3 separate regions of the Mus musculus genome follow, and all the other regions are linked to region 2. Evidence: chromatin loops called from intact Hi-C (ENCODE). Cell type or tissue: heart. All regions are shown on one strand. Each heading gives the region's core, and the rest is flanking DNA. Links, peaks and the distances in the headings are about the cores only.

Region 1 (10,466 bases), core at 3,379-8,378, 370 kb after region 2:
TTGGTTCCAGGAAATAGAAGCTCACTGGTATTCTCTGATGGACTGTGTAGCCATCACTGTCCTGAAAACCTAAAGTAGTAGTCTAGAAGACTTAATGGGATCTCCTCATAGCTGGGAGGCTCTGCATACCACAATTCTAGAGATTCTGGGCCAGTCAAATGGCAGTCCCATCAGAGAACCTTAAAGTTTGCACAGATATCCATGGACTCTTGTAGGAGATGGTTTTGTTTACAGTCATGCTTAATATTTGAATATTTTAAAACCCATCTTTTGCAAGTAAAGGAAACTTAGACACCGGGTACTAGGGATTTAGCAATTGCCTGGGCTGTGAAAGACCACCCTGAAAATACTGTCTTTCCAAAAGAGAAAATCATAAAATTTATAAACTGTTCAATCTGCAAAAGAATTTGAAGAACTTGAATCGATTTCAATTTAAATCAAGCTGATGATTATTAAAAAGAAAAAAAAAAAACTGGAGGTCGTTGATAAGGAGTGGGAGATTTCTATCTCTAAGCCAACTTGAAGCAGTTTTGCAGTAGACTTAATAAGGAGAAATCTAAACATTCAGAACAAGTTGAGCCTGACATTACAAGAAACACTCATCTTTAGAAGATAAATCAAAGCAATCCAATATCAAGAATGTACAAGCAAAATGGCTTTCAAAATCCGTCAGAAGAAGGAAGAACAACTTCAAAAAGATGCTTCACATGAAAATTCCCATCTTCAAAGGTAGAAAGTTTTATTTCTGGTTAAGCATAAAACTGTTCTTATTTGATGTTTAAAAGGAGATAAGTGAGAAAACTTTTTAATCTAGAAAAAAGTTTAATAATAAAAAAAGTGCATATGGAATAAACTCTAAATGATAAAGTCAGGTCAAGCTCATAGGAAACTGTCATGTTTTGTGTTGGTAATTTGACAGATCTATAATCACCTGAGGGGTGGGCCTCCAGGAATGCCTATAAGGGATGATCTTAGCTAGATTAACCAATGTTAGAAGAGTGGTCTCAACCGTGGGTGGAACCATTCCCTTTGCAGGGACCCTAGACTGTATAAAATGGATAAGGGGAGCTGAGCACACTTATTCATTCATTGCCCTCTGCTTCTTGTAGCTAGATGCTTCCAACTCCTCCTTCCATCTTGCTTTCCCGCTGTAATGGACTGGATCCTGAAACAGTGAGCCGGAATGAGCCCTTTCTTCCTTATGAATGTAGGCATTTGCTAAACATGCGAGATAAATCCATCTGTGGCTCATGAAGAAGACAACATGGTTAATGAAAGCTTGAAATTGAATTAAATGAATGTGTCAGAAAATGGCCACTCTAGAAAAAAAAAAAAAAAGAAGAATCCAAAGATTCATCTTTTGTTTTGTGAAAACAACTAATGTTGCTCAGTTAAATACAGCTTATCTAGATGAAGATTGACAAGGTTGCTAGTGTGTCTTCATCTGGCTTGCTTTAAAATTTCTCGTAAAACTCTTAAAGAAATGAAATAAAATATACACTATAAATTAGTCACCGAAGGAGACAAAAGGGTTGATGCACTGGAAGACCCCAAATGATAAAGCTTCAGTCCAGTGTGACAGAGTACAGGGAAAGGACAGGCAGAGATGTCAAGTCCTTGCTAAACTGCACTGATAAAAAGAAATGATGCCATGTGTGATAATAAACACCCAGCATTTGGGTAACTCAAGCACACAGACTGACAGAAGATTAAGACCACCATGTTGTGCACAGAAAGTTTATAGGCTTGCCAGAACACAGTGAGATCCTATCTTAAAGACAAAGATGTACAGGCAAGCAGACAGGCAGACAGGCGTTTCTAAACATGACAGATAAATCCATCTGTGGTTCATGAAGAAGACAGCATGCAGGCAAGCAGATAGACAGACATATAGACAAACAGAAAGACAGAAAGACTGTGGTTCATGAAGAAAACAACAAGGCAGGCAAACAGACAGACAGAAAGTCAGAAAGACAGAAAAGGAGGGTTGGAGACAGAGGCAAAGGGAGAAGGAAAAGGAATGGGAGAAGGAGATGAGAGAGAATATATTAATTTTACCAAGTACCCTCTACACCCTAGAAAAAGCTCATTTCATTACAGATGAAAACTAACTTTTGGCAAAATGAGGAAATACTAAGATGGACTTATCTAAAATTAAAATGTTCAGCTCCTCAAAAGACAAAAAAGAAACAAAAACAAAAAAAAATGGAGAATAAAAAGAGAAATCCCACAGGCTTAGAGGAAAAAAAAAAAAGCAAATGCATTTATTTTACAAAGGGCCATTACTTAAAAATATAGAAAACTTAAAACACAACTGTAGGAAAATAGTCTGATTTAAAATTAGCCAAAACCCTTGACACCTTACCAAAGAAAACAAGCAAATGCCAAATATACAGACAAAAAGAAAGTTTGCATCATATGCTTTTAGAGGACTGTGAATTAAAACCATGACAATATCGGTGTACACCTTTAGAAATGTCCAAATGCATGGTACTGAGAGCATCAAATGCTGCCAGAGATGCAGAGTAACAGGAATTGACATTTGGAATTGGAACATGATAGGTAAAGCAACTTTTAGAGACAAGGTGATGTTTTCTTACAATACTAAACATGTTCTTGTAATTAAGCAACTCAACCCTTGGTATTTTCAAGGAGTTTGAAAACATGCCCATACAAAACTTAAATCTGCTTTACTCCTGTTTGCCAAAACCTGGAAGCAACCTAAATATCCTTTAGTGGGTGAATAGAGAAATACACTATGGAAACCTCAAGTAAGGGACTATTAACTACATGATATTAAAATAGCTATCAAACCCCAAGGGGGAAAGGCCATGAAAGAAACGTAACCAAATCCAAAAGCTCTATATACTCCAAATGCCAAACTCTAATTAAGAAGGCATTCTAATAGAGGCAAAGCTATGAAAATGGTTTAAAAAGAAATCAGGTGCCAAAGGTATCAGAGAGGGAGAGATAAATTCGAACAGAGAGGTAATTATGGTAGTGAAAGTACTCTGCATGATACTACAATGGTTGATACTGGTCACTGAACTTGTGGCTAAGCCTACAGAATGTACACCAACCGGAATGAACCCTAATATCCACCAACAACTCTGGATGATAATGATGTGTCAATACAGGCTCATCATATCTGTCATCTGGGTGAGGTATGTTGATAATGGGAGAAGGTATGAATGCATGGGAACAGGAAGCCAAAGAGCTATTTCTTTACCTTGCTTTCTCAGTCTTGATATGAACCTAACTTTGTTTCTCTCTTTATTATTTATTTTGTAAAAGTCTTTTAAAAACATAATCTTACATCATTAATAATCACTGATGTATCCAATACGGTATTTGAAAGAAGTTAAAAGGACCACCAGGAAACCCAGAACGGAAACAGATAACCAATCACCCAAAAAAGGTTGATAAGTCAAGCTGAGATGGCAGGACACTGAGGGGCAGAGTCAGCTTAGATGCAGATTCTATCCATCACTTTTCAGCACTGTGGAATGAAGAAAGAAGACTTCAGTCCCTGACACACCTGGCCTTCAGCACACCAAGGTGGAACTTAGCTGATGCTCTTTAAACTGGCAGCCCATTCTTTCCACCTGAAAGGGGAACAGGCCACCCCAGTAATTACACTTAACAGTGAAATTTAGTGAAACAGCAACAGTAAGAATAAAAAGCAAGTGTCCCAATTATGGACAAGAAATTCAACCAACCTGCTCTGTTAAACAAACATATTTTATGAAAAGAAAGACAGAAGTATCTCACTTTTACAAGCTGGGAAGTTTGCCGAACTCTTGTGCCATTAGCTCCGAGTTTAGAGTTGGATATTTACAGCACAACTGTGTCAACTTGAATTCACCTCTCTGCAAAAGCATCCTCTATTATCCAGTTATTTCTATTGGGACTCTAAGATGTGTGTGTGTGTGTGTGTGTGTGTGTGTGTGTGTGTGTGTGTGCGTGATCATAGTACTTGGGTGAGTGAGGCAATAAAATCAAGAGTTGGAAGAGCAGCCTATGGAACAGAGTAAGGAGAACAAAGGGAAGGGGAAGGGAGGGAGAGAGAGAAAAGAGGGAGAGAGAAAGAAAGGGGAGGGGAGAGAGAGGGAGGAAAGGGATGAGAAGGAAGACAGTGAAAGAAAGGAAGGGCAGAAGTCCATTGGAAGGAACAGAAGAGAGGACAGAGAAAGGGAAAGGATGGAGAAAAAGAGGAGGAGGCAGAGGAAAAGAAAAAAATGAAAAAAAAAGAAAAGAAAAGAAAGTGAAGGAAGAGAATATATACAAGGTTATCTAGTATTATAAAGTAGTCTATGAATCAAAGGCCTAAAGAATACATAAAACAGATCATTTCTCCCTACTTAAAAGTTTTCAGTACACTGTGGGGGTGGGGTGGGGACTAGTGCATCACATCTCGTATTGCAATGGTCCTTTCATACGTGAAAAAAGAAATGTGAAGGAAGCTACATCCCCAGTGACCGGCAGCTTATAAGCCTTCGAAATCTAACTTTTCATTAACCAAACATGACCAATTTGAGAACAATAGTAAACCCATTCCAACTAACACTCCAGTTTCTCTGGCAAAAAATTAAAATTCCAGTCAGAAGACATGTGGCGAAATCAGTCTCTGCTTCTATACTTTGCAGTCTTCAGGTCACTTATGCAACTTACTGTACAAGGCAGTATGTCTAACCACATTCTCCCATCAGTTTTCAACTCACAGCAAGCAACAGCTCCCTGCTTTAGACAGCAAAGGCACAGTCTTTAACTCACAGTCTTAACAACTACTGAACACAACTATATGCAGTATTTGGTTTATGTTAGCATTTTTCATTCAGAAATAAAAAACATCCTTAGGTTCCTATTATTCTCAGTGTTTTGGTAAAGAAGGTGATTAAATTTCGCAATGCCTTGCCTGCCTGCATTTGGAATACGCACCTCAAAGCATAGAGGAAGCAGGGCCACGGCTAAGTGAAACCACCGACACACACTGGTTGAGTGACTAAGTCCTCTGAAACACAGGTCAAGCATTAAAGCAATACAATCCCGACAAAAACACTAATTTTCTCTCTTAGCTTCTGGGCACAGAAGTTACCGTTTAAGAAATTAATAATAACTTTAAAATCTGAGATCATGTTAGAGGAAAAGGGTGACGAAAAGAGTCTTGTGAAAGCATGTGTTCATTCTGATAAAATATTTCACAAAAAAAGTTAGACAAAATAAAATGGGGGGGGGGGTGCGGGGGAGAACCTGTGTCACATTTCTGACTATATGAACATTATTAACATTTTTTTTTCAATTACCTATCCCATGTTTTCTTGATTTGAAAAGAACATTTCACAAAGGTGAGCCACAGTTTTGGAGTTCTTTCAAATTAATATCTAAACATATTGCCAAGTTGTGTTTTGTTTTGTTTTGTTTTGTTTTGTTTTAAGCACTTAGTTATACACAGAATATTTCCGTGAATTTTTAAGCATATATTGGCTTTAAATTACTAGAGCATGAGTTAGTATATAAATATTCATAACAATGAATTAATGAAGAAGATAGGTGTTTGGCAAGTGAGACATTGTATCCTTCGTGTTATCTGTGTGGTATTGTTTGGAAAAGGAAAAAAAGTCTGCGCTGTGGGAGAATCCAGCGGCATGCGCTCAGGCAGCTCCAGCAGAGGGCATGGCAGCTTCAAAATGGAAACCTACGCTTTGTTTATCAGCAGATCTCAGGCTGTGGCTTTGCCGGCCAGTCTTTTTTCAACCCACTGCATTGCTGCTTCCGCCACCACAAAATGGAAACTGTGTGTCATCTTAGTATTTAGCAATCCTATTTACCTAAAAGCCAACTGTAACAACAACAAACTCTAAAGGGAAGTTGCCAGACATGAAGCTATTACTTTAAATATGAAAGCCGGTTTTGAAAAAGACCTGGGGGGGGGGGGGTATTTTTGGTGGAGATAGAATCCAGGGCCCCTTCGTGCTCAACAAGCATTCTGCCACTATATTCCCTCCCAGTGCCATGTGGTGTCTTCTCAAGAAAAAAGGTGTCTGTCTGTAGTAGATACTGCCTAAACTCCCAAAATTACCAGTGGTTGTAAATTTATCCACGATTTCCAGGGAGAAAAAATAATTTTGTGACTTACTTCCAATTGTCAGTCTGAAAAGGCTTGTAGAGAAAAAAAAAGTATTAAAGTGGATTAAATACAAAAATCATCTAGGGTGGTCTACCTTTCAACTAGTTAGTAGGGCACATGTAAATTCACTTTGTTAATGTATAAAAAGAGCAGAGCTTTTCAGGTTTAAAGATCTTGAAGGTGCTAAATATGAACTATTTTGTTTCTTGTCCTTACTCATTTATTATATAAACATCAATTTGTCATAAGCTTGACACACACACACACAAACTGCATTATCTTGCTAGTTGATAGAATTTACACATTTAGAACCTAATTAATTTTGAGTTACTTCTTACAGATTTTTTATGCTGAAAAGCTAGCTTGACATTGCTCTGTTTGTATGTGCAAAATAATGCACTTTGTTGCCATTACAAAGGGTCTTAAATGCAAGATTTGCATAGTATCTTTTGAGACTGGCAAAAAAAAAAAAAAAAAAAAAGGAGAAGAAAAAATCACATTGCTGCTCTTAGTCATGAGAAATTAGGGCTCAGGCAGGAGGAAAGTGACTGCCCTAACAGAGACTTAGCAACTACTGGCTCTGATTACACCTGCTAACAGCCACAAGTGTCAAGGGTCACCTGACCTATATTGATGATTTTAATACCCAGGGTTGTAAGAAAAAAAAAGTCCTGTTTTGTATTGTTAAAAAAAAGTCAACTATGCCTGCACATTACAGATATTTTAACGAGCAACACTATTTTATTAACACAAGCTTAATAAATATGTATTAAATCGTCAGAAATTAAAGCAAATGTAGAAACAGTGCAGATCTTTTCGGCTTATTAAAAATTTCATCTTACAGATTCATAAGCATGCTATCAAGTATTTGTTGCTAAAATCGAAATGATATTCCTTCTATAATAAGGCTATACCAATCTTCTTCATTAGCGACTGCAGACTTTGATCTCTGACTCAAACTACCCTCAGCTTGTCACAATGTGTTGCTTGGTTCCCAGTTTGAGAATGGGTCTTCATTTTCCTTTTAGTAGATCTAGTATGAATCAGAATAACTAGAGCCTAAGCCGTACCTTTTTGTTAGTCTGTTCAGACTTTATGGGAAAACCACTTAGGTATTCCGCCGCATCATTCTGGTAACATAGGAAGCTGAATCAGTTTGTAGTTGAAGTCATGTATTAGTTCTTACAAATCAGGGCTTATTAAACCCTGCAGGAGCAGAGACAGGGGTTCTCACAAATGAAGCTTACCCAAACAAATTCTTTACACCAACCGGCTCTCACATCTAGCTCTAGCCCCCACTGCACCGCCACCTTAACTTAAGCAGTTGAACATCTAGTAATTCCTAAATCTGTTCAACCGTGAATGACTCATGAGGAAATCCTGATTCCTTACGCTCTGAAACTACACATGATCCGTGTGCAGCAGAACTGCGAGATCCTGGGTTTCCCTTTGTATTTCTCACCTATCTCTCTGATCTTTGCTGTGCCCCGCAGGAGATGCCCCTCGGGTCTCCTGGGGAACGACCCTGCAAAGCCACAGCCTGCTGCAGCCATGCATTTAAAGATCAAAACTGCAGAACTGGTTAAAACACCAGGTTTTAATAGAAACTTTCTCCCGCTTCCTCCCTGAGTAGCGTGGAATTCCCTTTAGGAATTCCAAGGTGCCTGAGCGAGCTACAGCACCTTACTCAACAGTCCATATTTCAGGTTTTTCTAGTTGTTTGATTTCCTTCTCTAAAATAGGTAGAGTTGCTGAGTGCAGCCAGCAGGGCTCTCCCCATCCCAGCTGCAGTTTATGGGTGTCCGGATGAACAATAGATACAAAGGTGGGGCGCGCGCGAACACACACACACACACGCACACGAGTAAAAGGTACGGTCTTCAGTAAAGGAAAAGCCAAGAACTCGGAGACCCTTCACCGCGTGGCTGCCCGAAGTGCCTACCAAATCTCTCTGTGTCCCCGCCCGCCACCTCCCACCCTGTGTGCGCACGAGGATGCGGCGCCTACGTCAACAGCGCCCTCGCTTCCAGGCCCTTCGGGGGCTGCCGTGACTGCCACAGGCCGGGGCGACTCCGCCCTCGTGCCGTCTGCAGCGAGCCAATCCGCGCTCTCTTGGGGCGTGGCTGACGCCTCCAGGTCCCGCCCCTATGCCGCCGCCCGCCTTAAAAGCCCGCGGCGCGCTCCCGGCCTCAAACAGCTGCGGTGGCCGCGGGAGTCTGAGAATGCAAAGTGCCATGTTCCTGGCTGTCCAGCACGACTGCGTACCCATGGACAAGAGTGCAGGCAACGGCCCCAAGGTCGAGGAGAAGCGGGAGAAAATGAAGCGGACACTGTGAGTATGCCCTGTCTCCCGAAGAGCTCTTCATACCCAGCCTGGCTTTGCTGCTAGGGACCTACCTTCCCTCGATCTCGGCTTTGAATGCTCTCTAGTCTGCACCTCTGCAGAGAAAGTGTGGGGGCTTGGGGGGTGGGGGGTTAGCTTGCTAGATATGGTGGTATTTGCTTTTTTTCTATGTGAGCTCCGAGAGTTTAGGAACTATAGGAAATGGTTGAAGAAGGTGGCGGTAGATGATCTGAGAAGGGCTGGTTGGCTTTTTGTTCTGCATTTAATGTGGCATCAGAATCCTGTAGCTGAATAACGTCCACCGGCGTCTGGACGTTGCATTGTTAGTTCTGAGCTGCTTGCATAGCTGCTGGGTGGAGATGTTTGAGTTGATTCGCAATGTATGAGATCCATTTTTAAATCATAAAGTAGGGCTCACCCAGTCACGACTATGGAATGAGTAATTTGCTCTGCAGTATCTGCTGCGGAGAAGCACTGTGGGCGGTCGCAGAGGGGAGCTAGGGAATCCATCACACACACACACACACACACACACACACACACACACACACACACACACCTATGCATTGTCTCTGGCATAGTGCAGACCCTCCTACCCCCAGTGCAGAAAGGGAAGAAACATCAGCTGGGTCAAGACTGCTGTTCTCAATTGAAAAATGACAGCAAGCTGTAGTTTAACCATGCAGAAAATCCACTACCTGTTTATTAGGTCAGAAATAACTGGTGAAAATTTAAAATACCCTGGCTGTTATGTAGTCCTATCCTGCTTGTAAAGCTCATTATAGTCGGATGAATGGATAAAACTGTGTTCTGAGGTGCTGGGTTTAAAAGCTAAGAGGGAGAGACTCATCTGCTTTGTTTGTAGCTACTGCAGCTGATGATAGTTTGACCGTTCAAGAATTGCCACTTGAAGTATTTTTTTTTTCTCTCTTTTTTTTTCCAGCTTAAAGGATTGGAAGACCCGTTTGAGCTACTTCTTGCAGAATTCCTCTGCTCCTGGGAAGCCCAAAACTGGCAAGAAAAGCAAACAGCAAACTTTTATCAAGTAAGTTTCGGATCCTGTAGTTACAGAGATGAATATCTAACCAAGCCAAGCAAAAGGGGAAGGGGAACTGATGTGTGTTGGGGAGCTCATTTGCGGAACTTCTCTTGCAGGCCTTCTCCTGAGGAAGCGCAGCTCTGGGCAGAAGCATTTGATGAACTGCTGGCCAGTAAATGTAAGTTCACCTCTTGAATGTGATCTCTCACCAGTATCTTTAAAAGCCTAGAAATGATTGCAAGAAGTGCATTAGACATTACCACCACTGACAGTTCAAAGCCTCTTTTTCTTTCCCTTATATCACTGGGTTTAATCATGGGGAAGCAAGAGGTATTCACCTCAGGTGGGGAAGAAAAGTTAGCCTAAAAATTAAAATGCCAGTTACTCAGGCTGTGGTTGAGTCAGCTTTTCCATTGCATAGAATATTTTCAAAAGCCCTAGTTCCTAGTGAACTTATGGCCTATAAACACTGGTCTTGCAGTGCCAGTGAAGTTAAGTATACTTTTGTTGCAGACTACAAACTTAAGCATTTTTGCCTACTGGCATCTTAGTGCTTAAAGAGCCAGACCTAGAGAATGACAGGCTTGAATGAAGTCTAGGAAACTGATCATTTTGTGCAGAAGAACTGTGTATAATTCGGTCGTTCCATTCATGCTGCTTTTCCTGTGCTTCCAGATGGGCTGGCTGCATTCAGGGCGTTTTTAAAGTCCGAGTTCTGTGAAGAAAACATTGAATTCTGGTTGGCTTGTGAAGACTTCAAAAAAACCAAATCACCCCAAAAACTGTCCTCAAAAGCAAGGAAAATCTATACCGACTTCATAGAGAAGGAAGCTCCCAAAGAGGTAAGAAGACAGGCGCCTCAGATCACCTTCAACACTGTTGAAACCTGAGACTTGAATACACCACATTCAAGCACAAGTGAGAAGAGCCCTGTGCGCCTCTCATCCCAGCTGTCC
Region 2 (10,466 bases), core at 1,766-6,765:
TTTTTCTTTTCCTTCCTTCTAATCTCTCCCCAGGTATTCTTACCTGACCTAAACTTTTCCTTGGGTTCAAGACCCTTGGAAAGGCCTGTATACTTATTCTGTGCACCATATTTCCTCTTTGCTCCTACTCTCTCTCCCCGCTTTACTTCTGATAGATTGTCCTGAATTTCATCTAGAATTTTCAGCCCTATCTTAATCACTTGATAACATGTGAAAAAGAACAAAAGGGCTCCTAACACTAGAAAAAGTTCAAGGCCAAACATACCTTGTAAAGCTATTTTCCACTTTACTTCTGATAGACTGTCTTGAATTTCGTTAGAAAGTTCAAGACCAGACTTACCTTGTAAAGCTGTACTCACTGGTACTCCTGTTCCCCAGCTGAAAAGTTCTGAATTCATGCAGTTGAATCCTTCTCAACAGTCTGTTTTACGGGAACCTTTATTACCGTGACCCGCAGTTCTGGTTCCGGAATGAGGGATCTTCCTTGCGCCGGTCCCGAGTTTTCTTGTATTTTCTCGTCCCGGATTTCAGCACCAACTCTTAAACGTGTTCTCACGACCGGCCAGGAAGAACACAACAAACCAGAATCTTCTGCGGCAAAACTTTATTGCTTACATCTTCAGGAGCCAGGAGCGCAAACCCCAAGCCCCAAAAACGAAAACCCCCCGCTTACATCTTTAGGAGCCAGAGCGCCAGCGCGCCAGAGCGCCAGAGCGCCAGAGCGCAGAGCGCAAAAGCGCAAGCAAGAGAGCGCAAGTAAGAGAGAGAATGGCGGAAACCCCGTCCCCTTTTAAGGAGAATTATCCTTCGCCTAGGACGCATCACTCCCTGATTGGCTGCAGCCCATGGCCGAGTAAAGGCAGAGTACATGTAGTGGAAAATTACTCTTGGCACATGCGCAGATTATTTGTTTACCACTTAGAACACAGCTGACAGCGCCATCTTGTGACGGCGAATGTGGGGGCGGCTCCCAACAATTATGCACATTAATTATTCTAAATATACAAACTATATTTGTACTCCAGTTCTTGACACTGTTATTAGGTTACTTCGTCTAACAAATTCATTTGTGTTTACAAACATACCTCAAATAATTTCATCCTGATAAACTCCATTGAAAATGTGGGGTAGAAAAATGCCCACTTTATTCTAAGTTGGACTAATAATAATTTCTAGATGTGTCTTAGTTAGGATAGTCAATGCTGTGAAGAGACACCAGTATGAAGGCAACTCATATAATGGGAAACATAACTGGGGATGGCTTATCGTCATGGTGAGAAGCATGGTAGCATGCAGGCAGACATGGTGCTGGAGAAGGAGCTGACAGTTCTTCAACTTGATTCAAAGTCAGGCAGAAGGAGAGTGAATATGTTTTACTGTTTTACACTGGGCAGACCTTTGAGTATATATATATATATATATATATATATATATATATATATATATGCATCCTCAAAGCCCTGTTCTGCCGCAGACCCTCTGAGCCCCTTTGTCTGTGTGGAACGGGTTTCTAGTCGCGGGTGGGCAAAGCGTCGGATGAGTGACAAACAGATGCACACAGGAGAGGTCGTGTGGAATCTGAATGTATGTTTCAAATCGAGCATCAGACTTTTTATGCAGAAGACAATAAGGAAGTTGGGTGACATATTCGCAAGGTACAAATGAGGTAACCAGAATCTTACATAAAACAGAGGAATGCAAACACAAAAGGTCTAACGGGAACCACCTGGGATAGAATTCATTGTTAACAACTGGGATCAAAAGGGCCCCCAATGGAGGAGCTAGAGAAAGTACCCAAGGAGCTAAAGAGATCTGCAACCCTATCGGAGGAACAACATTATGAACTAACCAGTACCCCAGAGCTCTTGACTCTAGCTGCATATGTATCAAAAGATGACCTAGTCGGCCATCACTGGAAAGAGAGGCCCATTGGTCAGGCAAACGTTATATGCCCCAGTACAGGGGAATTCCAGGGCCAGAAAATGGGAATGGGTGGGTGGGGGGGGGACTTTTGGGATAGCATTGGAAATGTAATTGAAGAAAATACGTAATAAAAAAAAATAGAAGAAAAAAAAAAAGGGGCTCCACCTAAGATTCGTAGAAGCCAGGGTCAAGGGCTTCGTGCTTTTGCCATAGTTCCTATTTTAGTCTATTGTATAGTCCACCTTCCCCTTAGGCCATTGTAAATACGTGTGTATGGGTGTAACTCAGCTATAGTCTTAGAAGCCAGGTGTGAGGTCTTTACTCTCCTAGGGCAAGGGCTTTCACACCCAAGTCGTGGTTCTAACGAGGGAGTTCCATTCTAGCTAACCATCTCATGAATAATGCAATACTCTAAAACCACAGCCCGATCTACTTCCTAAACCATTGTAAATTCCTGTATATGGGAGCTACTTGGCTTTTATTGATAGTGTAATACCAGAGGCTATTCTGAATGTCAGTGTCTAGCTCAAGGACGTTCTAGGACTGTTGGAACACTGGCGAAAGGCTTTAGCTATGTCAGAATTCAATCTTAAAAGGCACTTATAATAAAGACAGCATGTGGATCCATCCACTAGACTAACGCGGGAATGGAAAATTTAGAGAGCACGCCAGACTCCAGGAGCGAGTTTCCGTGAAACTCTTTTGCCTCAAGAGTAGTTTTCAAGCCTTTCGGCTTGTCAAGCTGACTCAACCAGAGCGTGTGGCACTGTTCCACCATGATACCATGATACACTTCCTCTAAAAAGGCCACACCTCCTCCAATAAGACTTCCTAATAGTGCCAATTCCTGTGGCCATGCATTCCAACATGTGAATCTATGGAAGCCATTCCTATTTAAACCTCCACAATAGTGGCAGGATAACTGAAAACAGCTCAAGGGGAAATCACATATTTGGGCTCATGGTTTCAGATAGATGTAAATTTATTGTCTCTTGAAAGGCAGAAGAGAGCAATTCTTTATAATTAATTATTTAATTTATTTTTTTACATCCCAAATGCTGCCCCTTCCTTCTTCCCTCTTTCAGATTTTCCCCCATCTCCCCATACCTTCCCCTCACTTCTGAGAGGGTGCCCCTTCTTGGCATCCCCCCACCCTGCGGCATCAAGTCTTTATAGGATTAGGCCACTGAGGCCAGACAAGGCAGTCCTCTGCTTTCTATGTGTATGTTCTTTGGTTGGTGGCTTAGTCTCTGGGAGCTCCCAGGGGTCCAGGTGAGTTGACACTGTTGGTTTTCCTATGGGGTTCTCATCTAGTGCAATTCTGTTGCACAGTTGTGTGGCAGAGTTCATTATATGACAATGGAAGCAGAATGAAAGAATAAGGGTCTGAGTCATAGCGGTTAACCTTAAAAGGCCCACCACCAGTGACCTAATACAGAGAACCAGACTGCAAACCCTCAAAGGCTCCAAACCTCCCAAAACAATGTCTCCAGATGAGCTCCAAATATTCAAACACATGGGCCTGGAGTGGGGGTGGGGTAATCTAACCTTCAACCCATAACATTATACCACTGGACCCTTCAGTCTCATGGACCACATCATAATATAATTTTTTTTATCCTTTTTCAAGAGTCCCCCTTAGTCTTCATAATCTCAACATCATCTATAACCTTTATTTCTGTGTGTCTGTGTGCATCAATGTGTGTGTTCATCTATGTGTGAGTGTGTGTGACTATGTGTATGCAAATGTGTGTGTGACTATGTGTGTGCAAATGTGTGTGTGAATGTGTGTGGTTGAATGCATGCATACCACAGCAGGCAAATGGAGGTTAGAGGACAGTTTGCCAGAGACAGTTCTCTTGATACACCAAATGGGTCCCAGGGATGAAACTCAAGGCCTTAGGCACTTTTACCCCCTCAGCCATCTCAGTAGCCCAACAGCTTCTGTTAATAGTGCTTATCACTAGCAGTCACAGGCCTCTTTTCTCTATACAACATTGTTTTAGTTAGTATCTGAAGGCATGGGTTTCAATGTGATATTTCCATACCTGACACTGACGACCTGGCAGTAGCCACTTGAAGCTGAATTTGCATCCTTATTCCAGATTCATTCACTATGTGGTATAACTGCATTGATGATGTCAGAGGTGGAAGTTTCAAGTGCATCATTTCACCAGCAATCATAGAAAATCCACCACGGAGCTCCCCACCCCCTTCTTACCCACTCATTGTAAGCATCTCACTCCCTGTGACTTCCACTACCGAGTAAGTCTAAAGTGAAATCTCTGTCCCCACTATACTAACACAGATAAAAGGCTTCACAAGTTTCTGCCACTAAAACACTTTTAAAATGATAGAGGTTATTTGTATTTAAGATTTACTCTCTATCAAGTGGCTTAGCTATACTAACTTGAATCTATCTCTAAAATGTGAACCTCTTTCTGAAATTGTCATACAAAAAATCAAAATACAGCTTGGAAGGTAAATGTCAGAGTGAACAGTTAGTCAATAAATTATTTTATAATTTTAATTTATTGTATAATATTTTACAATTTTTTTCAATATGAAAATTATTTTAGTGTTAGCCCTTTGTTTAATCTGCTTAAGTTACAACACAGTAACAGCATCGATCAGCACTATGTCAATGAGCATTATTGACCAGTGAGAGATTTATAATTTTTAAAACTTTTCAATTTCAAGTAGGCAGATGGGGGAGTACCCACATAGAGGAGAGGAAGAGGAGGGGATATGGGTCTTGTGGAGGGTCTTGGAAGGGGGATAACATCTGAAGTGTAAATAAATAAACAAACAAAAAAAGGCACTGTCTTTTCTTCAAGAACTGGCTTTTGCCTTTGGAATATTTCTTTGGTCTTTGCTCTATCACCACTAGAGGGCAGAAAAGTACAGGAAAAAAATCCATGCTAGAGATTTAAATTCTTTGTAAGTTTTCTCAAACCGCATGGAAATCATGTTTTTTCCAAACACGCTTCCCTCTTTAGCAATCAGTGAAAATAATATCATAAATAAAAGTTAAATATTTAGTATTATATGTCAAATATCAGCTAAAATATAATATATTTAACTTCACAATTTTATAAAAATTATGTTTCCCAATACATAAAATATGAATTATAATGCAAAATCATTCATAATATACACAGGATATTTAACTCATAGTGGAAAATTATGTGAATTATTACAAGAGGGACAGAAGGCAATATGATTGGATGATCCTGTGCTTGGAGATGCAGAGACCAAAGAGACAGGCTTACTTATTAGGTGATAAGGCACATTGGAAGAAAGTTGTAAAAACACCAGAAAACATATCTACAAAAAGCCTACAAATGGGGTTACAAAAAGTGATCCCATACTAGAATATCAATATTTTTCCAATTTTTACACCCCTTCCCCAACCCACCTATAAACGAACAAATAGATAAAACATTAAAACAACGTACAACCAAAGTGTATAACATGCATGCATGAAACTTTCATAATGATTAACACCTATTATTTTATATATTTAATATATTATAATAAACATGCAAACTCACTTTGGAAATCCCACTGGAGTTTTTGAGCATAATGGATCCCAGGTAAAGGCATTTGCCATCAGCTCTGAAAATCTGAGTTTCATTTTTGAGACCCACATGATTCAAGGAGAGAATCAAATCACTAAAACACTCACATTATATACATATACATACATACATATATATATATGTATATATATGTGTGTGTGTATAAGTATATGTACATATACATGCATATATATACATATATGTACAAATATATGTATATGTACATATATATGGAGAGAGAGAAACTAATGTAAATGAGAAGACTTTAAAAGTTTCAATATTTAACTGAGCCAAGCAATTTTCTTCGATTGTCCATTGTTATAATAACAAGTCTTAGAGTATTGTAGTCTGTGAAGGTGGGAGGGTCCCTATATTTTTTTTTATTTAATTCCTCAAGATGACTCTCTTAGAGCATCTTTCAAAATGTCTACTCATGAATTTAGATCTAATGCTTTTATACTTTTTGAGTCTTACTATTTACTAACTTTGTTACTAATGAATGTAGATGGTATGCTTCCATACCTTGCCTATAGTCATCAACTTCCTGAATTATTTTATTAATACTAAATACATATAAAATCTTTTATGTTCTGCATCTGTAATCATCCTTTGCAAATGATATGATTTATTCTGTGCATTTTGCAATTTTATTTCTCTTTCTATGTTTTCCCCATTTCCTGTATTGACATAAAGTGATATGATAGCATCCTAGACATGATCTATAAATGAACAGAGAAATTTACAGTCTCTTAGTATCTAGTGTAATATTTACTAAGGGTCAGGGCTGGAGAGATGGCTCAGTGGTTAAGAGCAGTCTTCCAGAGGTCCTGAGTTCAATTTCCAGCAACCACTGTGGCTCACAACCATCTGTAATGAGGTCGGATGTGTTTTAAATTAACAAATTGGACTTTAATGATCTTTTACTTATGTGGTTATTTCATCATTTTCAATAGCTTATCAATTCTATGTTACTGTGTTTGGAGGATTTAATTTATTGATGTTTTCCCAATAGCTAACATGTGAAGATGAAGGATTGGCTGACTGAATTTTCAATTTTTTTTTTAGACATAGGCATATAAAACTTTAAGTATAATTTTTTGTGTATGTCTTTAATGTCATTTTATAAGTTGTCAACATTGTGTTTCTTTATCATTTGCTTCTAATTTTCATTGTGATGGTTCTCTCATAATTTGAGACATGGTCTTCTGAAACCTAGGCTAATCATAAATTCACTATGCAGCCAGATGTAACCATGGACTTCCCAGCCTTCCTGTCTCACCTCTGTAGCTCTAGGAGCACAGGTGTGTGCCCCATGCTCAATTTTATGCAGCACTAAGGAACAAACCCAGGGTCTTACGCATGCTAGGCAAACACTCTACCAACTGAGCTTCATCCTCAGACCTCTCATGGATTCTACATAAACTTCATCTTAAATGTACTTATTAATCTGGAACTATATAGGAGCAGCTACCAATTTTAATTGGTTAAATGTTCCAAATATTTCTCTAGCACCAGGTAGTATGCTTTATTATTATTTCCCTGTATTCTATTTTAAGAATGATTGTGGTTCTGATTTATTTTTCAAAAATCAAACTCCATTTTTTTCTTATTTCTGATTCTCTTTGGTTATTGGGTTTATAAATTAACTTATTATTTGAATTTTCACCAATGCTAATTTTTCTTAGTTTGTGGTTGCAATATGTCAGCCATATAGAACATGAGGTGAATTTTCTATTAATGCTAACTTCACCATGGAGGTAAACTTTGAAAATTCTTAGGAAACCCATCTACTTGATTACATGATTGTACTTCTTCAGCAAAATTGTTAAGATTAGGCAATGCTTGCTTTTTATGGTACTGTCCTATGGTTACTGCCTGGCACTGGCCTGACCATCATCTTAGAAACACATTTTCAAGATCACAGCGGGTACAGGGTATAGGGGAGGGAGAGAGGGAGTCAGTGAACATTCACAATCCCCTCCAAGATAATCAACTGGTCACTGTCTACACAGTTATTACTCATCTTTATAAATGAAAAGCCTATTAAAAATTACTCCATCCAGATGCTAATAAAGGAAGGTTACCAAGATTTGGTGTGGCCAATGCTTTCCTGCCTGGTTGATCCCAGGAGAAATCACCAAGAACAAGTCCAAATGAGGAGATGCCTCCACTTCTGGAAGTTCAGAGAAGACAGGATTCCTAGAGGACAATCCTCTTCTGTGGCCTTAATGAAGTTTGTCAAGGTTTTCTGCTCTGAATCACAGAGGCCACCAGAAAAGCCTGACACTTTCTCATTATCCCATGGACCACATCAATCACCATTGAAAGTGATTGCTGAAAGTTGTGGCTCAACATACAATCTATGGAGGGTGGTATCTATGCCTCCCTAAGACACAGAAAATTATAGGTATTCAATAAATATTTAGTGTGTTTAATTTCATGGAAAATTAATTTATACTACATCAGGGGAACTGAGTATAAATGGTTATTAGAAAATATTTCACATGGTTAGAGATATTGTTGTGTTTCTAAATGAGCAAGGAGGCAATATAATGCTGTGGGAGGGAGCACCTGAGTAGACCAGGCCATGATGATCCCCTGGGAATCAGCTGTAAGACAGGCTTAGTATAAAGGGGAGTTTATTTGGTTAAAGGGAAGGAAACAAGGAGAAGGGACAGAAGCAGAGAAAAGAGAGGGTCAGAGAAGGATAAAAAAAGAGAGGAGAGGAGAAGGGAGGAAGAGGCTAGCCAGAAACGTGTGGGGAAGAGAGAAGATGGAGGGCAGGTGGGAGAAGAAAAGGAAGAGAGACAGATAAAGAGAAAGAGGAGTACAGAGCATCTGTCTTATGCATCTGGCTCCATAACTGACTGGCAGAGAAGCAAGCTGTTTCTAGTTTCTGGGACGAGCCTAAAGGAATTGCTAATAGATGTGTTGATAAGAAATCAACAAAAGCCAAGGCAATGTGACACCTCCAAAGCACAGTTACCCTGGAAGGCTTGGCTATCCTAACACAACCAAAACACAAGAAAATGTCCTTAAATATAATCTTATAAAGTGGATAGAGGTCTTGAAAGAGGAAATGAATAAATCTCTTAAAGAAATACAAGAAAATATGATCAAACAGATAGAGTTCTTTAAAGAGGAAACAAATCCTGTAAAGACATACAGGAAAATACAATTAAACAGGAGACGGAAATAAATAAAACTGTAAAAGACCTGAAACTGAAAATAGAAGTAATAGAGAAAACACAAACTGAGGAAATCCTGGAGATGGAAAACCTAGGGAAGAGAACAAGAACAGATGCAAACATCACCAACAGAATACAGGAGATTGAAGACAGAATATCAGGTGCAGACAATGCAATAGAAGAAAATGATATATCAGTCAAAGAAAATATTAAATCTAAAAAATTCCTGACATACAGGAAATCAGGGATACCATGGAAAGGCTTTACCTAAGATCAATAGAAATAGAAGAAGCTGAAGGGTTCCAGCTCCAAGGCTCAGAAAATATTTTCAACAAAATCACAGAAGAAAAGTTTCACATCTTAAAGAAAGAGATGCCTATAAACATACAAAAAGCTCATAGAACACCAATTAGACTGGACCAGAGAAAGAAAATCCTCCAACCATATAATAATCAAAACACAAAATTTACAGAACAAGGAAACAATATTATAAGCATCAAGGGAAAAAGGCCAGGTAACATACAAAGACAGACTTATCAGAAGTGCATCCAATTTCTCAACAGAGACTCTAAAAGGTAGAAGGTCCTGGAGAGATATAGTGCAATCTCTAAAAATTCACAGGTGCCAACTTAGACTACTATACCCAGCAAAACTCTCAATCACCATAGATGGAAGAAGAAGATATTTCAAGATGAATCCAAATTCTAATTATATCTATCTACAAAACAACTCTACAGAAAATACTAGAACAAATATTCCAACCCAAGGAGGATAACTACATCCAAGAAAACACAGAACATAAGTAATTCCATACCAGCAAAAACAAGGACAGCACACACACACACACACTAGCACCACCAACATCAAAATAACAGGAAACAATCTCTGGTCATCAACATCTCTCAACATCAACAGAATCAATTCGTCAATAAAAGGACACAGGCTAATAAAATGGATGTGAATACAAGACCCATCATTCTGCTGCGTACAAGGAACAAACCAAAGCAATAAAGATACACATTACCTCAGAGTAAAGAACTAGAAATTATTTTTTCCAAGGAAACGGACCCAAGAAGCAAGCTGGAGTAGCCATTCTAATATCTAATAAAATATTCTTTCAACCAAAATTAATTAAAAGAGAAAGGGAAAGACCCTTCACATTCATCAAAGGAAAACCTACCAAGATGATATCTCAATTATGAACGTCTATCCCACAAACACAAGAGTACCCACATTTGTAAAAGAAGCATTGCTATAGCTAAAATTGCACTTTGAACCACACACATTAATAGTGGGAGACTTCAGCACCCCACTCTCATCAACTGACAGATCATCCAGAAAAAAAACTAAACAGAGAAATAGTGAAAGTACAGACATTATGAATCAAATGGTCCTAACAGATATCTACAAAATATCTTACCCAAACACAAAGAATATTCCTTATTTACAACACTTCATGAATCCATCTCCAAAATTGACCATATAGTCACTCACAAAGAAAGCCTCAACAAATACAATAAAATTAAAATAATGTCTTATCAGACCATGATGAATTAAAGCTGAACTTCATCATCAAAAGAAACACCAGAAAGCCTAAGTGCAAGTCTACTAAATCTCATATAAGAGAAAGTGGAAAATACCCATTAACACATTGGTACAGGAGACAAGTTTCTGAAAAGAACACCAATGGTTCAGAGTATAAGATCAACAATTGATACATGGGACCTCATGAAATTTCAAAATTTCTGTAAGGCAATGGGCAGTGTCAATAGGC
Region 3 (10,466 bases), core at 2,757-7,756, 360 kb after region 2:
TTGTCTCTAGACCCTCTTCTTTCCCAACTGTTTCCTGTGTGCCATGGTCCCATCTCCATGAGAGATAGAATTACACCATGGCTAAACATCTGATGCCTCAAGTTACACTAAATCTCCCCTTTTTTGTCACAATGATACAAGAGTAGTTAATATATTAATATCTAGTTGGGAGGAGGATTTGAGTGGACAATCTATTCGCTTTAAGTTTATTATGGAATATTTTCCAAGTTTGCTGTCTGTGGACCCCTACATACTAACTTAAGGTCACAGATGATGAATGATCCTAAGAGATAAACATCCCACACCTTGTTCAGAAGGTTATTTGTGAGAATAAAAAGGAGAATGTGCTTAGCTTACAGTACACCTCAAACTACTCTTCATTTCTATTTTTAAATCGAAATGGAATATCTGAAACCACTAGGCAGAAACGGGAGATTTGAAAGGAGTAATTGATGATGGTATAGAAGGCATTGCAGAAGGAAGCCAAAAAGCAGGTACTGAGTCACCAGCATGATGGATGACTGCAATCACTCCAGCTCCCAGCGTTGCTGATCCTGAGCTTCAGGCTGCCTCAGAGTTTCCTGTCTCCCCTTTCAGAGTGTTCCTGGTCGTGACAATGCACCACAGTCACCTAATGTAACCTGAGAAAATGTCAGCCCCGGAATAACCAAACATGACACTGGATTCATTTATTAAATCAATGAGATTTGCTTTTGGGATCATACAAAACAAACATTTCCTTCGCAGCCTGAAAGAGCCTTTTCTCTTCTGATGTAACTGCACATCTAAGCTCTTCTCATCCTAGATCCCTTCCTGCTCCCAACTCTCTGTTTGACATGTGGTCCACGTTGTTCTTGGACTTACTAACCTATCAGTCTCCCAAGTCCTGAGACCACGGGCCTGTCTCAAAATATAATAGACCTCGTTATTTTCTTTTTACAAAATGCTTTGTCATGGCCTCAAAAGTATTTAAAAGCAAACTTTGCTAATGGTATTGCAGGTATAAAATTTCAGTTATACTAAGGTTTCTAAATGACTATCAATAAGTCATTATAAATAAAACATTAACATTTATTTCATTCTCTTATGTAAGTTGATACTTAAACCTGAAATATCTATTTGAATTCTTACTAATATGATAAAAGGTGTTTATACTTTGGTTTGTCAATTTATTAGGATGGATGGATGGATGGATGGATGGATGGACGGATGGTGAGTATATTTTTAATATACATACTTACTGTGAATTAGCATATCTATTCTAACTAAAATATTTTAAATGAGATACAAAAGAATAAAATTACTCATATAGTTTTCAACCTCAGATAACTTTTGAGAGAAATGCTCAAATTTCAAGATCTGAGAATAAAATATGAATGCAAAATTTAGTAAGATTGTATTTATTTACATAGGAAGATATGTATTCAGTAGCATTTGTCTGGAAATATATGACACAATATATAAATGTATAACTATAAATTATTCATATGTCACAACATTTTAATTAACAAATACCACTTTTATAAATTATAGTAACTTTCCTGCAGTTTATTAAGAGTACTTACTGCTTAATGGGGAGGGGAGATGGGAGAAGGTAGTGGAAGAGAAAATGGGGAGAGATTGCCAAAACTAAGGGGCATTTAAGTGGTTGTATAGAAACCTAATACACTAGAAAAGTCCTAAAATACAAACATATATGAAGGCAATCTAAATGAAATCACCAAATAATAGGTGAGACAAAGAGTCAGGACTGACCATCTCTTGTCACCCAACGAAGCTTCGAGTATGGGGATTAGAATATATCTAATTGAGTTGTTGGCCAAAGTGATCCCATAAAAATCCCCAAACAACTCAAGTTGTTGCCAACTTTGTTGTGGTTATTCCCACAAACTGACAGTAAGGCCCTATTGCTTAAGACAACACCCACACAGCTCATTGAACATGGAGATGTTGACCTAGTGCCTACATAGAACCTTCATCCCTACATTCCAGTATCTTTGTTACAGGGGTGACTCTGCATGCTATTAAAAGAGGAGAAACATAAAGACCAAGCCAGCTACAAATCCTTATGATGCAATGATACTTACTACCTATACGATATGCTAAGGCAATGGTATCGCAGTTACCAAGAAATAACTGATTGTCATAAGACCCATTCCACAAGATGGAACCCATATCTGACACTGCTTGGATAACCAAGGACCTGAGACTAGATAGCTCGATGACCTATGGCAAACAATTAAAAAAAGAAAGAAAGAAAAAGAAAGAAAAAGAAAAAGGAAAAGAAAAAGAAAAAAGAAAAAAGAAAACAATGTAGGGATGAAATGACCTAATGACATTCAGCTATACTCACAGATCAGTACCTTATTCAGCCACCATCAGAGAAGCTTCCTCCTGTAGCAGATGGGAACAAATATAGAGACCCACAGCCAGATATTAAGCAAAGAGTGAAACACCTTCAAATATCCAGCCCTAAATGAGATGTCTCCATCAAACCCCCTAGAGCTCAGGCAACCACTTTGAAGAGGCAGAGGGAAGAGCATTAAGAGTCAGAGGTGATGGAGAAAAGAAGACAAAGCCCTTTAAATCAACATGAGGAAAGTTTCTGTGAACTCACATAGATAGAAACACCATGCACAGAACCTGAACAGGGCCTACACAGGTCTGCACCAGGTCCTCTGTGCTTATATAATAGCTTTCAGTTTGGTGATTTTAAGGGACTCCTGAGTGTGTGAACAATTGGGTCTCTGACTCATACCTTCTTTGAGACTTTTTTTCCTTCTATTCATTTGTATCATCTAATTTCTATGTGATAGGTTTTGTTTTTATATTGCAATGTTTTATTTTACTATTTTTTTAAAAAAATGAATGATGGGATGAATGTAAAACTAGTTAACAATAAAATTGTCACTTACATCTCCATGGAGAGGAAAATCAGTTTTCTCCAATAAAATGACAAGAGGTAGACCAACTACACTAGGGTATGTTTCATGTTCAGGAGTAGTTGACCAACAAATAGTGGACTCAAAAAAAAATGACTTTATAGGGATGTCTCCATATTAAACAGTAGATACTAGTATAGAGAGAAGTGTTTTATGGGCTGTCTGCAGACATCTGTACAATTCTATATGTACAAACATAGTAACTAATAGATTTATACTTTGAAAAAGAGCCTCTAGTTTTCATTCCTGAATTACTAATATTGTCTATAGCCTTTTTATGAATAGCTACTTCACTATGTTACTGAACAACTACAGATTCAAAATCAAACAGGGCATCTGATACTGGCTCTCACTAGCATAACTTTCTTTTTTCCTTAAATGAATAAGTGAATAGTTTATCCTGGAGTTAAAGTTAACTGAACATGTCCTAGGACCACAGATTTACCCCAAATTCTATGTTCTAAGCTGGAAGTAGCTTCATGAAGTTTTACGATTTCGTCGAGCAAAGAAGGTCAAAGAAGAGCAATTGGGGAAGTTTAAAACACATTGGTAGGTACATCAAAAGGGTTGATGACAACAGATAATCTATTGGGAAGCTTTTCTATGTGTCTCGGATGTTAGCTGATGACTTTCTTGGCTTTGAAATTCATGGGATATAGTGGTCTCCTAAGCTAATACATTTCAAAGGATGTTTGTCTATTAGTCACAGGATATTAGTTATGACACAGAGGTGGGCAAGGAATAGCTAGGAATAGCTACTCATGGGGCTAACACTAGCCCAAGATAAGGTAATTAGCCTCTGGCCCTGCAACATTCCAACCTCTCCGTATCACTGCAATTCTAGCCAGTCAATCAGTCTCTGTAGACACAGCTGGTTTCCAGAGTCTGTAATTCCCATTGATGGTGAGACATCACATTTTGCATATCTGAAGGGATCACATATTTCTTCACATATGTCTTTACCTTTGTGTAAATCCTATCATGTATCATATGAAAACATTTCATCAGATACAAAGGTTTTGTTTTTTTTTTAAGTCAGATCAGGATTGTGATGGTTACTGGCTTTGCTTTGCTTTGCTTTGCTTTGCTTTGCTTTGCTTTGCTTTGTTTTGTTTTGTTTTTATCTGATCTAGTTTCTTTCTTAAAGCCTTTAACAGCTATTTCTCTCCTAAAGACTGCTGTCCTGCTCACTAGTCAAACTCATCTACCTCAGAGTCTAGAAATGAGCCTGCTAGCTATAAGGAACCTGATGATATTTAATAACTAGATTAACTTTTAAGGTCAGCCTTTCAGAGAGCATAATCACACAGGGTCCTGAAAAAAATCTCTTAATGACAACCCAAAAATTACACTTGTGGACATGAAATTCCAGATCAGCCATGACAATGATGCAGGGCCATCTCTTCACTTCTCCAAAGACCTGAAAATGGGCACAATGGCTCCTATCTTAAAGACATGCCGTGATTTAGAGCTTAAGGGTCCCCCAAAGACCCTATGTTGAAAAGATAGAGCCAAGTTGCAGGAAGTTAGGTCACTGAAGATGTGACCTACCGGGAAGATAGCTCCTCCTCCTTTGTTGATGCCTGGCTGCCATAAGGTGAGCCACGTTGCCTCTCTGTAACCCTGATACTATAGGACATAATAAACTTCTCCACCTTTTAGGTAGATATTCTAAGGTAGTTTTGACAGTGGCTGGCATGATAAGCACTGGGAATAAGGAATGGAGAAAATGCAATTGTTGCTTGGTAACAAAGTGGTTTAGGATTAGTATTGAAGTCAGGGTTGGAAGGGAAGTGTGGCTATTGGAATTAGTATTGCAGTGGGAGAAAGACAGTCTGTTCTCTCAAGAACATTCTTGGAAACCCCAATACCATGCTATTGTCTTCCCACTGTCACGTAAGTTAAGCCACTCATTCTTGTTTTGCTAGCACCTACACAAGCCTGACCAGAGCGAATCTCTAATATGCAGGGGGGAAAAAAGAGTCTGTACTGAAAGCACCTACCTACCAGCTCATAGAGGAAACAGCAGAGTGTAACCTGCCCAAGGGGAAACCTGGCTTTGTGGGAAAGCACGGTACAATGAGTTCATTCTGGATGCTGGATAGTGTGGGTGTCTGGGAGGCTCCCAAGGGGAAGTCTTAGCTGACGGGGGAGGAAGTACCCTGACAGAAGGTGGTTAATCATTAGCAGCCTGGGCTTCAAACCAAATCGCCGGCTCGCAAGCCAATAGACTTCTCACTGTAACACAGCTTCTTTGATTAGATTCATCCACCAAGTGTTTTCTTGGCACTGTTTTATGGAAAAGTTTGTCCTAGGTGGTGACAACGGTGGATAATTATAGCTCTTATTTCATGAGAGCAAAGCAAAATAGGTCAGCCATACAGGTGACCAATGTAAGACATTAAGAAGCAGAAGTGAACACACAGGAAACCTGCTGAGGAGTGTGTCCTAGCAGTCACCTGGCTCAGACTTCGGATCAGACTGCTCCTATTGCCTCCTACTCTGTGTGGGGACAGGCCAACAGCAGGGCCACAGCCACACAGTCCACCCCACAGCTAGGAGCACTACTAAGGACATAACTACCTAGGGCATAGCTTGTCTGTAAATCATAGCACACTATCTTACATTTCTTCTTGTCATAAGCTAAAAAGAGCTCCATTTAGCACCAGTATAAGGCAGGAATTTTGTATTCCACTATAAAAATATTTCTATTGACTTTACAATATTTACTGGAGGAACCCATTTGAAAATATTTTAACATTCCCACAGCTTTAAAATTGAGTTGGTCTTTGGTTTTTCTCTTGAGTGCTTTCTTCTTCAGGCTGTTGACTTCAAGCAGAGATTGAGAATATCACTCTATGCTTTGAAGCGATGTGGGAACTGTTCCACCCTGAATGGCTTGATACAGCTCATATAAACAACCCACCGAACCCTGATGTCAGAACTCATCAACAGCCATGCTCCCTGTTCAGCTCTGACTCAACTTCAGAGTCCTTAACTCAATCCTCCCTCAGACCATTACACATCAAACATATTCCCTGATCAGTTTTCAACCCCTTTCCTCAAGAAAAAAAAAACACTAATTTTTATTGAATTATTTTCTATATATGACTTTGATTCATCTCAAAAGATCGTGTGTGATGACTAACTTGTAATTTTTAAATACCCATTACCTTTCATATTTATGTCTCCTTTTACTTATAAGATCATTTATCACACTCTCTGTGTAAGATCAAACCTAGTAGAAATTTCCCTGGTGAGAGCTGAGAACTGCATTAATCAATGGGTATAACAATAAGTCACTAGAAGTTAGTTTAACACTACATGTCCATTTAGCAAAGTAAAAGTAATAGATTCTCCTCCAAGCCCTTTAACCAGTCTAGTCACATGCTGTGAGTGCCAGAGAAGCTTCTATTTGCAGTAACTAGTAATTAACGCAGATACCCAACAAGTGGCAAGGTGCAGAAGACATTATCGGATGCTCAGTCCTAAATATCATTATCACACCCCCTCCTCCCAAGTCTCATGAATCTTTGTAGAAGCGTGAGTGTAGAAGAATGAGTATAACAGTCAGAGGCATTTAATGATTACAAGAAAACAGTGTCGTCCAGACAAAACAGGACAGGAGGCAGCACTTATGAATGCATAGCAGTTACAACAGCATTCTCAAGACTGGCATGATCTCAGCCAGACTAAATCTCACCCCGAACCTAGAAGGTATTTGGCAGTTGTAAACTGTTGGGAAAGGATTGATTTCCTTTCTGAGCTTAGTCCTTTGTAAGTCCACCATGCTCCAGTGGGAGGCCACACATCCAAGACTACATGGGCAGTACAAATTGGACTTAACAGGTGGAAAAATAAAAGAGAACGCAATGTTTTCTGGGGAAGAGAGATGGGGAGAACTGGGAGTCGTGGGGACGGGAAATGTGATCAAAATGTATTACACAACATTCTCAAATAACTCAAAGATAAGTTTAAGTCAGACTTAATCAAATACTCTGCATGGGCTACTACCTCAAATTCTGAAATAATTTACTTTAACCCTTGCTTCCTGCCTTCCAGCATGCTCATATTTAAAACACCATCCAAGCCTTTTCAGGACCCACTGAAGGAACGAGCTACTTAAATCTGGGGAGACTCTGTGTGGATCTCACACTGATGTATCAAGTTAGCTATGTTTTGCTTCACTTCGATCCCAGTACTCTCTCTCTTTATTCCAGGATTTCTATAATTTTATACAGATCAATGATCCATATTCTTTCTTTTCCATTAGTTCTATAGCAGTTTCCACTTTATTTCTACTATTATATTATGTTACAGTTTCAGTTTTTTTCCACAGAAGGTAAATATATAGAGTTAAGGAAAATCCATATTCTTATGTTTTACTTTTTCAAGCACAACCAAATTGACCTTATTTTAAATTTGTAGTCATTTTCTTGAATCTTGGAATTTGGTCAAAACTAATAATTTTTCCCATTATAATGGCCATAATATAACAAAATTTTTATCTGTATCTATTTAAGAACAGAACCCTAACACTTTTTTCTTTTTTTATTAGATATTTTTTCATTTACATTTCAAATGTTATCCCGAAAGTCACCTATACCCTCCCCCAACCCTGTTCCCTAACCCACCCACTCCTGCTTCCTGGCCCTGGCATTCCCCTGTACTGGGACATATGATCTTACCAAGACCAAGGATCTCTCCCCACATTGATGCCCGACTAGGCCATCCTCTGCTACATATGCAACTAGAGACACAGTTCTGTGTGTTAGTTCATATTGTTGATCCTCCTATAGGGTTGCAGATCCCTTTATCTCCTTGGTTACTCTCTCTAGCTCCTTAATTAGGGGCCCTGTGTTCCATCCAATAGATGACTATGAGCATCCACTTCTGTATTTGCCAGGCACTGGCTTAGCCTCTCGAGAGATAGCTATATCAGGGTCCTGTCAGCTAAATCTTGCTGGCATATGCAATAGTGTCTGGGTTTGATGGTTGTATATAGGGTCGATCCCCAGGTGGGGCAGTCTCTGGATGGGCCTTTCTTCTGTCTCAGCTCCAAACTTTGTTTCTGTAACTCCCTCCATGGATATTTTGTTCCCCATTCTAAGAAGGAATGAAGTATCCATACTTTGGTCTTCCTTCTTCTTAAGTTTCATGTGTTTTGCAAATTGTATCTTGGGTATTCTAAGTTTCTGGGTTAATATCCACTTATCAGTGAGTGCATATCATGTGTGTTCTTTTGTGATTGGGTTACCTTACTCAGGATGATATCCTCCAGATCCATCCATTTGCCTAGGAATTTCATAAATTCATTGTTTTTAATTGCTGAGTAGTACTCCATTGTGTAAATGTACCACATTTTCTGTATCCATTCCTCTACTGAGGGACATCTGGGTTCTTTCCAGGTTCTGGCTATTATAAATAAGGCTGCTATGAACATAGTGGAACATGTATCCTTATTATAAGTTGGAGCATGTTCTGGGTATATGCCCAGGAGAGGTATTGCTGGATCTTCCGGTAATACTATGTCCAATTTTCTGAGGAACTGCCAGACTGATTTCCAGAGTAGTTGTACCAGCTTGCAATCCCACCAACAATGGAGGAGTAGAACCCTAACACTTAAGAACAATAGATGAAGTCCTTTAGAACTATAAAAGATGAAATCACTAGGGACTGTTCTAGGCTCTTAATATGTAATATATTAGGCCTCCATCCACTTGTCTGATGGAAACAGTATATTACATAATGGTCCAAAATGGAAATTTCCTAAATGTCTAAGCAACAAGCCATGTTAATAAAATATTTTATTTATTCACAAATTATATATATATGTGTGTGTGTGTGTATATATATGTATGTATGTATACATATATATATACATACATACATAATAGCCTTAGTAAATGTATATAACACTTGATAGTGGAATAAGAAGACTAAGAACTTTGTTTCCATTAATAAAAGAGAGGCAGAGAAAATTAGAGAGTGTGGCTGGGAGTAGAAAGAAGGAAAGGAAGCATTCATATTTTAAGAAGTAAAGTAGAATGAACCAACAGGATAGACTTTATACAGAATTGGAAAAGGATAAGTCAATGGTGACTATTATCTACCTCCTATATCTTCTCTAATACTGTAGATGCTGGTTTCCCTCAAAGAAGTAGTTTGAGAACAAAATAAGAGAGAACAAGTTCATCTAAATTGCAGAATGAACCAAGCTAGGACAATTAGCCATGAAAGTCTGAGATGAGCTGAGAGCTCCACACAGGGATTAACCAGCATAAACAATGAGAACAGATGCAGAATGAATGCAGAGCAAAGACCGCATCTCAGTAAAGTCAGTGTTTACAGGACAAAGAAATGCATGCTGCAAAAGAGGCTGGGAAAAAGTTCTTCCAAACAGAAAGCAAATTCAATGTTCCACAAAGTCTCTGACTTAGATCTGAGATATTTATGTGGAAAGTGTTCTGACCATCTTGTACTCAGCTCGGTCAGATGTATAACCTCTCATAACCATTATCATTTATCCTCCTCCAACTCATGTACACAGAAACATACTTCTTCCTTTAATGAACCAGAGTTGTCCTTCTTCTTCAAACCAGACAGCAATTTAAAGTCTGGACAAGTAGCTCATCAGCAGATCACACACTTAGATGAGCATAGTCCTGAGTTCAAACCTGAACACACACATGCACACAAAAAAATCAGACTTCCAAATTCTAGTGTCCCAAAGATGTCTTTTTATGTTCCATAAGGTGAAAATAAACATTGAATATTTAAACTGTAAAAGAAAGACCCTCTAAGTTCCTCTTTATCAGTTGTTGCAAAGCACAAAATGGTTCCTCCAGATGTTTGCCAAGTTTTATCACAGACAACCCATGCCAAGAAAGGACAATGGTATTCTCCAAGTAGCAGAAACCCAGCACCTAGTCACCTTAGAAACAGAAAAAAAGAAGATAACTATAATCATTATCATGACTGAAATTCTGAGTCATGGTTGGTATTTCAGAACAAAAATTAAAGACATCATCTCATCTCTGGGTAATCTAGTAGGAAAAATGATCTGGTGCATTATCGCTTCTTCCTTAAAACCAATATTGACTTATTCTTCCTAGAATACTAACTGCAGAACTCTCTCTCTCTCTCTCTCTCTCTCTCTCTCTCTCTCTCTCTCTCTCACACACACACACACACACACACACACACACACACACACTATTAGACAAAAGATCTGAGTCTTGCCCCACTAGGTTTAATTTGTGCAAGCTATTCACACATCTTATCCTCATTAGAAAAGAAAATGAGATTTAAGCGTATGAGGGAATCTCCTGGGATTCCTCAGCTACTCTGAACAAGGCCTTGCTTTATCAGCATCTTGACCACCTCATCTCTCTATAGTGTGTACCATAGAGTTTCTGCTTCCATGATCAGTAGATTGTAGCAATTTCCCATCCTCTTTTGCAGTATGCATTTCTTTGTCCCATAAACATTGACATTACTGACATACGGGCGTCTCTGAGCTGA

Evidence for each region. A loop is a pair of places that touch in the nucleus more often than their neighbours do. Peaks named below come from ENCODE experiments on the same cell type or tissue, not always from the same donor. Only the 100,000 strongest peaks of a DNase experiment are listed, where the experiment ranks them.
Region 1: a loop joins it to region 2, with 4 times the contacts of the local background. A loop is called at or near these places in 12 of 42 quality-filtered maps.
Region 3: a loop joins it to region 2, with 3 times the contacts of the local background. A loop is called at or near these places in 12 of 42 quality-filtered maps.

What each region holds. Positions count from the first base shown.
Region 1 is chr1:144,002,002-144,012,467 of GRCm38, reverse strand. Rgs2 (regulator of G-protein signaling 2) reads left to right here and starts at 8,319. Exons shown (of 5, transcript NM_009061.4): 1 at 8,319-8,459; 2 at 9,415-9,516; 3 at 9,627-9,688; 4 at 10,186-10,352. The coding sequence starts at 8,350. In heart, for the core only: CTCF peaks have their summits at 5,661 (motif pointing right) and 7,883; DNase peaks (open chromatin) are centred at 5,727 and 8,227; H3K4me3 peaks cover 1,537 bases; H3K27ac peaks cover 1,714 bases.
Region 2 is chr1:144,374,560-144,385,025 of GRCm38, reverse strand. No RefSeq gene overlaps it. Among named protein-coding and RNA genes, the nearest start is that of Rgs1, 130 kb to the right of the region's middle. In heart, for the core only: a CTCF peak has its summit at 4,800 (motif pointing right); no DNase peak of the experiment used is centred there.
Region 3 is chr1:144,013,453-144,023,918 of GRCm38, reverse strand. No RefSeq gene overlaps it. Among named protein-coding and RNA genes, the nearest start is that of Rgs2, 15 kb to the right of the region's middle. In heart, for the core only: no CTCF peak of the experiment used is centred there; a DNase peak (open chromatin) is centred at 5,148.